Linked DNA regions of Homo sapiens: regions 2 and 3 are each linked to region 1. Evidence: chromatin contacts called from ENCODE Hi-C or POLR2A ChIA-PET data. All regions are on one chromosome and are shown on one strand. Each heading gives the region's core, a stretch centred on a gene start or an enhancer-like site at or near the end of the contact. The rest is flanking DNA. Distances are from core to core; before and after follow the strand shown. Region 1 has its middle 24 kb from the start of TILRLS. Region 2 has its middle 20 kb from the start of LINC02997. Region 3 has its middle 190 kb from the start of LINC02219.

Region 1 (4,004 bases), core at 159-2,658:
AACTAACAGAAGTGTTAATGTGAGCAGAACAGTAGAACCTGCACACTTAAGGGTATGCCACTCATCAGGGGAAAGAAATGTAACTAAAAATCAACAAAAGGCTGTGAAGAAACAAAAAGGGGAGAGGCAGTAACTCCAAAATGGGCTTTAGACAGAAAACTCACCTGATGTAGGGCATGTTGGCCAACATTTTCCTTTTATATATCTGCCACATTTTCTGCCTTGTGGCCAGTCTGAAAAAACTAAGCAGCCCAGTACAGCAGGCAAATGCTTCTCAGTCACAAACAATGGAATATTGAAGCCATTGATATTCCTCTCACAGCGGCAGGAACCATAGCAGGTGCTAAAGGAATTGGTTGTTTATGAAGAAATAATCAAATATTCCCTCCCTCCTTCCTTCCTTCCTTCCTTCCTTCCTTCCTTCCTTCCTTCCTCATTTCTGCCGCTTCTCACACAGCTACCAGCATCCCTCTCCCCAGGCATCAGAGTGCTACTTGGGGAAAATAATAATAATGTAGGATTTTTTTTCCCTAAATCACTTCAACTCCAAGGACCCATTAGCAACTTATGCCCCTTTACAGATCTCGCCAGTTGATCATCAAGAAAGGCAACTTTAGAGATGATGCAATCAGGGCAAAAAAAAAAAAAAAAGAACAAGTAACTGCAGATATCTTTTTAATTTTTTTTTTTTGTATGTACCTTTTTGAGAATTAGGTCATTAAATTCATTGAAAATTCCATTCTTCATCCAGCCTTTGAAAGTTCTCATCTTGTTCAACTTTGAAACAGATCATAAGGTGGATTCACATGGTGAAAAATGGGAGGGACAGAATGAAGACTTGACAACAATGAAGAGATAATGTCTACCTGGAGGCTAACCAATGGCACCCAGGCTGCTGAAAGAAATTCCTTCAGCAGGGGCCCAGGGAAGAAGCCTAATTTAAAGGTCAGAATCAGACACACAGACACACACGTACACACACACATGTACACACATTAATCTACACAATCACCAGAGCAATCATCTAGCCCATTTGCATCAGCATAAGGTTTCACCTAAACTCTCTGCACTGACCTTTTATGGAAGATGTTTGCTTTCTAGGGCCTGAGACCTGGGACCAGCTCCCAGAGACGAGGGTACAGGGGAAAGGACCTGAAAGTCAAGTTTTATGGAAGATGAAATGGAGAGAAAAAAAATATTTGTTTATTGGTGATTTTAGTTAACGGGAACAATAGCTTTGCATTGACAGACAATAAGTGAGGGGAAAATAGTGGTGGGGTGGCGGTGTGAGGAAGCCGACATGGATAGAGCAGCCAAAGGAAGCTCTGAATAGGCTCTGGAAAAAACTACAACCCAACAAACTATTCCATGACTGTAAGGCGCTGGAAGCCTGCCAAAGTCAGACATACATTCTCACTGACCTTTTTAGACCTGATTGACTCCCAATCAGACTATGAAGACTGTGACCGAGGAGTGAATTCCTGTTCCTTCCTGGTGATCCTGCATTACTTTCCAGTAAGTTCTCTCATGGTCCAATTGTTCTTTTATCTGCACAGGAAGGGAATGTGTGATTCCTTTTGGAAACTGGAGTACTGTGGGAGCCAGGCCCACTCTCCTGGCTGCTGGAGATCTGAGCATACCCAGGTCTGGAAAGAAGCCAAGTCATGGGGACTGTGATGCAACAGCTCACCTTACCACCAGGCTAGATGGTAGCTTTGACTTTCTAAGACCCAATAGCCTGTTAGTGACCATCAAACAGAAATTGTCATAACTTCAATGGTATAAAACTGGGTTCAGGAAACTACAGATTGTGGGCCAAGTCAGACCTATACCTATGTTTGTAAATAAACCTTTATTGGAACACAGCCACACTCGTTTATTTAAGTATCCTCTACCACTGCTTTCGCACAACAAGGGCAGAGTTGAGCAACTGCAACAGAGACCATTGGCCTACAAAGCCAAAATAATTTACTATCTTGCCCTTTACAGAAAAAGGTTGCTGACCTCTGGTTTAAAAGCAGGATCATTAAGAGAAGGCTGTGTGATATGCCAGAAGGACCATGAGAAGGGGCCTCCAAAGGCCTGGTTCTAGTGCCGCTGTCTGTTAGAAACGATCTAGATCTGTAACACTGAGTGAACTTGAATGTCTCTTCTAGCTGCAAAAGATACACAAATTCTGTAGTTTAAGCGATTGGTAATGCACAGGGTTTCAGATATCCATTTCACTGTCCAATACTCTCCATTCCCAAAAGAAATGTCATTTTTCTATTTGTAATCCAAAGATGGTGGTATATAAAATAATTACACTGGAATCCATACTTTGTGCTTACACAGAAAGAAACATACACACATGCAGGCACAGACACATGCACACACACTCACACAAATGCAAACATACACACACACACTGGAGCAAGCCTTCCAGCTCACTGCTCTGAGCGTAGGGTTTCATGCTCAAGATCCTTGCACTGACCTACAGGAAAGACAAGTGTCTTCTAGGGACTCACCACTTGATTGAAGAAAGCTGCTGTGTCTAGGGCCTCAACATCTGCAAAGCTGTAATCAAAACATTACTATTCAGTTACCATCTAAGACACAGCTGTAGAATTATGGAGAAATGTTTTATCAAAACTAAGCAATTGTCTGAGTCTGTCTCCTGACTGAAGAAAGAAGAATGCCTAATTCACAAAACACTTCATACTTTATAGCACATTTACATACAATATAATGGATGCCACCCTATTTACTTGTTTTCTATACCATCTTTATTTAGTGTTTATTTTATGAGCCTTGCAAATAGTTTCCAAACATCTCTAAATCTAAGAAAAAGTTAACTGAGTAAAGCTGATTTTTTTTTTTTTTTTTTTTTGAGACGCAGTCTCACTCTGTCGCCCAGGCTGGAGTGCAGTGGCGCAATCTCGGCTCACTGTAAGCTCCACCTCCCGGGTTCACGCCATTCTCCTGCCTCAGCCTCCCAAGTAGCTGGGACTACAGGCGACTGCCACCACACCTGGCTAATTTTGTGTGTGTGTGTGTATTTTTAGTAGAGACGGGGTTTCACCATGTTAGCCAGGATGGTCTCGATCTCCTGACCTCGTGCTCCGTCCGCCTCGGCCTCCCAAAGTGCTGGGATTACAGGCGTGACCCACCGCGCTGGCCGAGTAAAGCTGATTTTAAATAAGCTGTCTTAGTCTGGGTTCTCTCCAAAAGCTGGGCCTGAGACAAGAGTTTACTTTGGGAAATGATTCCAAAGAACAGGAGGAAAGAACAAGGCAGACTGAAACAGGGGGAGGGAAAGCCAATCCAGAGGTCTTTTACTGAGCTGATCACTGGTATAGGCAAGTGAGGCGCCCCCCTCTTGGGATGCTTTGGGTTGCCTTGCCGAATGAGTCCCTCGTATGTCTTTCTAAGGGATGCCAAGGGAAGTACTATCGTCAGCTCCCATCATTGCCCCCATGGGGTTTTCATTCATTCCCACTTGTGGTGTGTGCATAGGGCAGAATGGCTAACCCGGTTTCTGCAAAGTCAACAACAGCCTCAGAGAAGCCCCAGGTCAGAAAGCGAGAGTTTGGTGGTGCAGCTGAAGGGAGAGGCTGATAGGTTACAATCACACAGTTATCACAGCAATGCCTGGAGTCAAAAGGTAGGCTAAGAGGATGTAAGAAAGGGTACAAGAAGTGATCCATACAGCATGAAATCCTTAAATTGTACTACTCCATCCTCCCAACATGCCATCAGTTAGGTAAGTGTAACTGCAATATTCCCTCAACATCATATATGCCTCTGCCACATCCTGGGCACCTGAAATAGAGATGAAGACACTGTTTTTGTGCTAATGAACCATTTTAATGCATTCAGATCAACACTGTCAGTTAACAGGAGAACACAGACAGATTCTCGTACTTACAATGGATGGGTAGCAGTGAATGGAGGTCAACATAAAGGAAGTCTTCAGAATGAACGTAAAGCCTGAGAGTTGTTTCAAAGGACCAATAGGTGTTGTC
Region 2 (4,255 bases), core at 727-3,226, 530 kb before region 1:
GCAATGGCATGATCTCAGCTCACTGCAACCTCCATCTCCCAGGTTCAAGTGATTTCCAGCTAATTTTTGTATTTTTAGTAGAGATGGGGTTTCACCATGTTGGCCAGGCTGGTCTCAAACTCCTGACCTCAAGCGATCCAACCGCCTCAGCCTCCCAAAGTGCTGCGATTACAGGCATAAGCCACCATGCCTGGCCTTAAAATTAGCTTTCTAAATCCCTCTACTGGAAATACATGGTAGGAAAGTAGTCCAAATAGTTTATTATAAATCACACAATAACTGATTTATTAAGAAAATGGCGGCAGTCTTCCCTCGGCCAGATACAGTTGTTTGTTAATCCACCTTATTTTTATTTAGATGACACACACACAAAATAGCTGCCATTTGTTACAGACAGCATTGGACTCAATTTGCCAACACATTTCACCAATTGTTTACCATTGTTCTCTGCATCTTTGTCTCTCCCTTTGTGCTTCCATCAGATGCAGTAATGAATGCATGCTGCAGGCACACTCTAGAATAGAGAAAAAAGGAGAAGTCACAGTTCTGTGATTTTAAGCTGTGTGCTCTTTTCTACTCTTCTCATCTGTACGCCAATGGGATCCAGCAAAGATGGGTGCCAGAACAAAGCAAAGCGGAAGAGGATGCCAGAGGGAAACCATGATAACTTTGTGGGGTTTTTTTTTTTTTTTTTTGCATTACAAGATAACTTTTTCTTTTCCTTTAAGACGTTTAATAGCATTTACTAAGATATCACTTGTTTGTCTTCATTCATATATTGCTCTATACTGAGTTAACCATAATTGTATGTGTCTTATCTTTTTATTTAGACTGTGTGCCCTCTGAGAAAAAGTATTTTTTAAATACTAGTATTTCTGGCATTTAATATTGTGTTGAAACATAGGAAATACAACAATGTTTGATGAATAAATAAATGCCACAGATGAGAAAGAAACTTTCTCATAATTTTCTCTATAATGAATTTGCTCTATAAAATGAGATTAAGAAGTCCACCCAAGGAATTTAATGACAGAAGTGGAACAAGAAACCAAAGACCTTGGCCTCCCTTCACCCCTCAAATCCAGCACTTTCCACAGTACCACACTCAAAATTCAGAAAGCTCAGGCTTGGAAGCCTTCAGATGCCTTCCTGGCAGGACTGTGTTAGGCACACCAGAATTGCATGAGACGACGCCTATGGTCTGTGCTGTTATGAAATATCATAACAGTGATCCAGTGGCTTTGATGTCTGCCAACAATTGCAAGTAAAGAAAGTGGTTTAATGACACAGGCATACTGTGAGCAAAATCCTTAGGTTGGCTCCTTTTGCCCTATAATATTTGTATGTGTAAGGAAACCTTTTACCCCTTCTACAGCTCTCTCTTTCCTTGAAAAGTCCCAAATATTAACCCTGAGAGATGACTTTCTACTTGCCACTGTAGAAAGAGTACTTACTTATCTGATATTACATACCACTCCTTCTTTGTCTCTGTGTTAATAACTTAATAATCTTGGGTGCACTTCCTGGAGTCCATAGACAAGAGGTAATAATTTTTCTCCTCACCATTATTCCTTTTCTGTTTTGTAAACTTACCCAGTATAGTACAATGATCTTCAACACCAAAAATTAGTTGGCAACTAAGTTGTAAGTTATGAATAATCCCCCAGTTATTTCCTCTGGGTAGGTTCATTGATTAGGATGTATTTTTCTCTTTCAACCTTATCTTTTAAAGGTCTTGTGAAGTTTTACCTTACATTTATTGCCCAGCAGACTAGAAAGACAGGAGAGAAGTGGTGGCAAGAAGAGCTGAATGGAATCGTTGATTATAATTGACAAAGAACTGCAGTGTGTGTGCAGAAAACAAAGAGACCTTTGTGTTGGTGGGAAGCATGTGACCGGCCGCCCTAATTTGGTCAGAGCTGTTCCATTTGCTCATCTACTTCTCTGGATGTTCTTCAAGATTCTGATTGAACCTGGTCTTTTCCACAACCTTTCCCATTTTCCCTGAGTCATCTTAGGGGATAAGAGCAAGAGAAGACTCCTGTTAACAGCCATATGATTCACCCTTCAGGCCTTTCCCTCAATTTTCTAAAACATAGTCTTGAAATAGTTTTGATCATGGATTAAATCAGTACAACATATACCCCATTTGTAAGTTATCCTCATGTACTGCCTATTCTGATACTTTATGCTAATATATTATGTAACATAAAACACACAAAAATTAGATTTAAAAAGATGAAAAATGAATGCAAATAGCAATTTTCTTAGTATTTTTCCTCTGCACCCTAATGCATCACCTTGTATACCTCCAGGGTGTTTACACCCTATTTTGGAGGCTCTTACCAAAAGATACTTATGAGTTGACCAAAGACAAATACAGTCCAATCTGAGAAGCTGCATCCTCTTTTTGAGGTCATTTGGGATTGTGACAACCAGGCAGCTTCCTCATGTTTCTGGATACTGCTGGGAAGACTGTTCCAAAAGGTACCCAAAAGCAAATACCCAACCCCAGTGTTCTAGAGACCAAAAATCTAGTCCCAGCCCTATCATTAACCAGCTCTACAACTCTAAGAAACTCATTTAAACTCTCTGAATTTGTCATTGGTGAAACAAAAACAAAAACGAAAAAACTTTCTTGCCCATTTCACCTAATTGCTATAAATATCAAAGACGGCAAGGGATTTGCAAGAATTTCTAAAAGAATAACACAGAATACAACTATAAGGTAGTATTGTTATTATTTTTAAAGATAGTGGAAGGAAGGAATATCCTACCTGCTCCCCTGCCCTCTGCACTGTTCATTGCATCAACAAAACTAACTCAATGCAGACACCCTCCCTCTTGCCCTCCTGTACTGTGTAAATGATCACTGGTGAAAATTGAAGCTGTTTAGTTTTAGATTTTAGTGAATACTTTCCCAACTCTTCCTCCCAAGATTTTAGAATCATAAAAGGTAAGAGGAAGATAATAATTTTAGAGTTGAAGGTAGCTGAAAGATTATCCCAGCTAGTATTCTTATTTTGTGGATGAAAATATTGAAGCTGAGTGAATTTCAGAGAGGCTAAATGATTTCTCCAGGATCACACAGCTAGGAAAGGAGCCACATCAGACCCTGAGAGCCATATTGGAACCTATTTTGGAATCCTTTTTTTTTTTTTCCTACAATGCTGCTACGGTTCCTTTCCTTCTTTCCATGCTGACTGCCAGGGCTGCTTCACATCATTATGGTACTCTAGTCAATCATTTATAATTCCTCTTCAGCTGTGTTTCTCTCAGGAGCAAACTATGTCTGTATTCTCCATTGCAAAAGATTCTCTTCTTTTGCATCCATATCTTTAAGTCTTACAAGTCAATTCCATCCCCCTAAACTGTCTCCAATTCTTTCTTACTGTTATTCAACTCCTACTCTGATCACCTCGTTAGCTACCCGTGATGTTTCCTTGTCAGGAAAGGACTGTGGATTAGATGGCCAGAGGTGGCCATTTAACTTGTCACGGAAGGCGTCTGCCTCTTCCAGAGCACTGACAGCTGTTGTGTCAGTCACACAAGGTAAAATAACCTTCTCACAGAGTAAAAATAAAATGGTAAACATAACCTTCTTACACAAGTCTCACACCAAAAGTAGGCGTGAATATTTTGGAGAGAATTTAGAAACGGGTGATAGAGATGGCACAGGCAGAAGCTGGTTAGATGGATATGTGTCCCTCCCTTCCAGGGTTTTTGTTTCTAACCAGGAGGTTAGAAACCATCCTTTTTCTTCTTTTTTCCCTTTCTTCCTTTGGCACCAGCCACTCCCGACCTCCCAAATACCCACCCAAATCCATCTCAGATTTAATGTGAAATTATGTTCATGTTGTATTTTCAATGGTTCCTGTTTTCTTCTACCTAGATCACTTTTAGGTATTTAATGGTCAAATATTCTCTATGAGTAAGATAGATTAAATCTCAGGATCCATGCTTCTAATGGGGCAAAAGTGAATTACTGAACACATTTAATAAAATGTCTCAGAAGGAAGCCTTGGCCCAAGTCATCACTGTAAGATGAGTAGCCAGAGATCTGAAGCAAAGAGCTGGCAAGATTTTTTGTGATTTCCATTTATTCTTGGCTTTGTTTTTATCAAACGTCCACTTGGGGTGTAATAGGATCAGAATGCAAATAGATCACCAGCATGACTTTTGAGAACAAAGAAAAATTTATATATACTCTGTTACCAATTTGTCTTTTAGGAATATCTGGCCATTTAAATATTTA
Region 3 (3,933 bases), core at 240-2,739, 750 kb before region 1:
GTTTGGAGACATTTTTAGTTGTGACAGATGGGAAAAGAGTGTTTCTGGCATCTAATAGAAAGAGGCCGAGGGCACTTTGCTGAACATCCTATGATACATAGGACAGGCCCTCTCAACACAGAATTATTAGGTCCAAAATATCAATAGTATTGAGGTTGAGAAATCCTGGGTTAGGCCTTGGCTAGTGAAATAAGGAATGATAAGACCTCCATTCTTTCTTATTATCTTGTTACATATTTTCATTTTCACCATGCTCCCCAAGACAGCTATTAAATACAAAGAAAAATTTAAATGAGGTCTTTGTCCTCATAGATCTTGTAGAGTTCATTTAATAAGACCATGTAGATACCTATAAAGTGTTAAATAACAATACAATAGAACAATGAACAAAAATAAAGCAGAGTATTAATTGCCAAATATTGGTATGGGCAATTTTGCCATGAGTTAAGAGATGGAAGAGGACATACTCGAAATAGGAATTTGCGGCTGGACGCGGTGGCTCATGCTTGTAATCCCGGCACTTTGGGAGGCCAAGGCCGGTGGATCACCTGAGGTTAGGAGTTCGAGACCAGCCTGGCCAACATGGTGAAACCCCATCTCTACTAAAAATACAAAAAATTAGCTGGGCGTGGTGGCAGGCACCTGTAATCCTAGCTACTCAGGAGGCTGACGCAGAAGAATGGCTTGAACCCAGGAGGCATAGGTTTCAGTGAGCTGAGATCATGCTACTGCACTCCAACCTGGGCAACAAGAGTGAAACTCCATCTCAAAAAGAAAAAAAAAAAAGAAAAGAAATAGGAATTTGCATTAAGATAACAGACTCTGTGGGAACAGGGCTCTGGTGTCTTCTGCATATTGCTGTGTTCCTATCACTTAGTACAGTGCCTGGCATGTAACAGCTACTCACTATACTCAAAAAATACTTATTGCATGAATCCAGGAATAGATTTAGAGAGAGAGGCCAAATATTTTCTGGAAGATTGGGAGGAATGGAAAAAGTCAATGCAAGGAGAAAAGAATGGGATTGATATATTTCCAAATTCCATGTATCTTGGGGACCGTATTGAAATAGGAAAGTAGGTGTGGGTGTAGTAAAAGGAAGTTGGTGCTAGTTTAGGAAATTCGGGTTTGCTGCATAGATACTGGGAACACAAATTGGAATTATGTTTGTTCCAGAATAATTGCAATCCGTTTAATGCTTGCTTGTTTGAATCTGAGGGGGTGTGTCTTTAATTGCTCTTCACTGAGGACAGATGCCAAGTGCGTGTGTGAGTGTAAATCTCTGTGTGCGTGGGGTTGTGGGTGTTGTGTTAACTTCGTCATCCTCTTTATCTAAATGTCTTCCTGATCCTCTTGCCTGAGCCTCCACCTTTTCTGTCTAGCCTGCACTGAGTTCCCTTCTCATGCATGTGGCAGTGACTCAGGGGCGGAAGAAGGACTGCCCAGCCTGTGCCTGGTCACTTCCTGCTGTGCCTCCAGCAGGGTCTGCACATGACGCTCCGATTTTCCCAGCAGACCTGAGGAAGTGCCCACATGGCGTGTCTGCCATGGGGGAATGCAGCTTTGCTGTCATTGTCACTGAGCTGCCATTTAACTGAAGGTTTACAGCAGCCCCAAAGTGTCTGCTGGCCTCCTCATGGAAAGTGGAAAAGGCAAGGGCAGGGAAGGGCTCATCTGAGTGACACTCTGTGCTGCCTGCTCTTCCTCCACTGCTTGACTTGGCATCTGTCATGGGTTATGTAAACAAATAAGAGGAACAATCCACGCAGGGCCACTGGCTTTAACATGCCTTTCCTGTGTCCCAGGGTGTGCGTAAGCAGGGAACACAGTGGGTGATGACAGGGGTTTGTTCCTGCCTAGAAGGGAGATTCTTTTCTGGCCTGGAAAGTTCTTTTTTTTTTTTCTTTTGCTTTCTTTTTTTTCTTTTTCTTTTTTTTTTTTTTGAGACAGCGTCTCACTCTGTTGCACAGGCTGGAGTACGGTGGCACGATCTCGGCTCACTGCAACCTCTGCCTCCTGGGTTCAAGCGATTCTCCTGCCTCAGCCTCCCGAGTAGCTGGGATTACAGGTATGCACCACCATGCCTGGCTAATTTTTGCATTTTTAGTAGAGACAGGGTTTCACTCTGTTGGCCAGGCGGCTGGTCTCGAACTCCTGACCTCAAGTGCTCTGCCCACCTCTGCCTCCCAAAGTGTTGCGATTACAGATGTGAGCCACCGCACCCAGCGAAAGTTCTAAGAGCTTCCTTTTAGACTTTCCCCCTTTGCCCTTTGATACCCCTGTCTTTGTGATACAGAAGGTGAGCTAAGGCTGCAGGGTGCCAAGGATCACTAGACACAAGACACCCAGGAGGCCACTAGAGACAAGCCTGGTTCTGAGTAACCTCTGTTCCAAAATGATTGGCCTGCACCCAGAGGGAGGGCACCTGGATGCCAAGAAGTAGTAATGAATTGGGGAAAAGAGTGGAAAGACATGACATTGATGGCTTGTTTTCATAAACACTAGTCTTAATTGTGATGACATACAGAAGAGTGTTATTATAATATTCAATGCATAAAGTTAGCATGACAATAACCTCACATTCTCTAGCATGACCTCATGTTCTCTTTCAGTGACTGATTATTATTTTCATTATTATGTTTTGAAGCAATTCTGCTGAAGGATGATCAGTGTGGATTTTACACATTTTACAGTAGAGGAAACAAAGCCACCAGGAAAGTTCACTACCCAACGATTTGAAATGGTCACTGCATTTCCCACGGAAAGAGTTCACATTGTCCAAGGCTTGTAGGACATTTACTAAGATGGAATCCTGTGAAATTGCCAATATTGGGTGAATTTTTTATGTATAAAAATAGCAGTTTCATAGCTCCAACATAAAATTATCAACAAAGGAAACTATCTTTTCTACCTCTTATAGTGGAAGGTGTTTGGGGTCTTTATTTTTTAATTTTAGAATAGGCATACTTGGTTCGACCTCCACTGTAGAATAAATTTATTTCCCAATTCTGGGAAGGAAACCCAGGTTCCCCAAGCTTTGAAGATTCCTGATGGTCAGTACTTGCCTTCCCCAGCCGCTCAGGCTGCAGTCCTGAGAATCCTCACCCTGGAAGCTCAGCCCTGCCTAGTCTTGGAGCAATTCCTGACCCAGGTGGACAAATATCAGTTGGCTCAGTACCTACATGTTGGGGTCTAGAATTAGTCTGGCTTCCCTGAGCCCAGAGTCCACATGCCAGGGATGAACTCTTGGCATCTCACAGCCATCACTGTGCAATCACCTGCCCTTCCCAAGCCATGTCCCAGGCCATACACCTGAGCCTCTTCTGCCTTGGTTTCCTGAACTGCATTTTGTTTTCCTTCTTGGGGTTTAATTATGCTGTTAATGTAAGCCATCTTGGCATGTGACATAGCTATTCACTGTCATCCTCTGAGGGAATAGGCTTGTACCCAATATTCCAGCCCCTGACTGGTGTCCTGCTTCAAAATGGGTAGACCTTCCTGACTCATGGCCCTGCTCCCCCCATCTTTCAGCAGCTCCTCAAGGTGTCATCAGCCCTGATCACACCAGGGTTTGACATTCCTCTTTAAACACCTTTTAACCCAGGAGGCCTTTTAACCCAGGAGGCCTTGCCTCTTCTTGGCTTTCTTCCAAGACACAGCATGACCCGTAGCACGGGCGTCGTCCATGGCAGAGATGCGGAACCTTCCTAGTTGGCCTTCCAGGCTGCTCTCAGATGAGGCAGTGACTGCCCACCGTCGGCTCTTGAGTTCCCCATTCCACTTACAGTTTGGGACAGAATCCCATTTTGTGGTTGGTGATGAAGAGATAAGAACAGAAGTGGGTGGGAGAAACCAAACACCACCTGGCCTGAAGCAGCACAGGCTGAGGGGACAACAGAGCAGAATGGCCAGGAGGCCGGGGAGCCGGTCACT

What was found. Hi-C counts contacts between places; a loop is a spot of excess contacts on that map. ChIA-PET counts read pairs that join two places held with the same protein, here RNA polymerase II (POLR2A). Pooled maps may share reads with other maps.
Region 2: a loop to region 1 is called in a map of Calu3, with 10 times the contacts of the local background. The contact joins two enhancer-like sites. A Hi-C loop is called at or near these places in 2 of 168 maps with a recorded cell type or tissue (Calu3 and HepG2) and 6 of 50 pooled maps.
Region 3: a map of endothelial cell of umbilical vein shows a loop between it and region 1 (4-fold over the local background). The contact joins two enhancer-like sites. A Hi-C loop is called at or near these places in 2 of 168 maps with a recorded cell type or tissue (endothelial cell of umbilical vein and esophagus muscularis mucosa) and 2 of 50 pooled maps. POLR2A ChIA-PET finds 5 or more read pairs at or near these places in 1 of 52 experiments (MCF 10A).

Annotation. Positions count from the first base shown.
Region 1 is chr5:67,242,080-67,246,083 of GRCh38, reverse strand. No RefSeq gene overlaps it. Among named protein-coding and RNA genes, the nearest start is that of TILRLS, 24 kb to the left of the region's middle. Within about 2 kb of position 1,408, at least 7 of the 41 ENCODE cell types and tissues checked have a DNase peak (open chromatin) inside an H3K27ac peak, as active enhancers do; they include endothelial cell of umbilical vein, where a contact is called at or near this core.
Region 2 is chr5:67,771,257-67,775,511 of GRCh38, reverse strand. No RefSeq gene overlaps it. Among named protein-coding and RNA genes, the nearest start is that of LINC02997, 20 kb to the left of the region's middle. RefSeq lists a silencer at 1,037-1,331. Within about 2 kb of position 1,976, at least 9 of the 41 ENCODE cell types and tissues checked have a DNase peak (open chromatin) inside an H3K27ac peak, as active enhancers do.
Region 3 is chr5:67,996,632-68,000,564 of GRCh38, reverse strand. No RefSeq gene overlaps it. Among named protein-coding and RNA genes, the nearest start is that of LINC02219, 190 kb to the left of the region's middle. Within about 2 kb of position 1,489, at least 17 of the 41 ENCODE cell types and tissues checked have a DNase peak (open chromatin) inside an H3K27ac peak, as active enhancers do; they include endothelial cell of umbilical vein, where a contact is called at or near this core.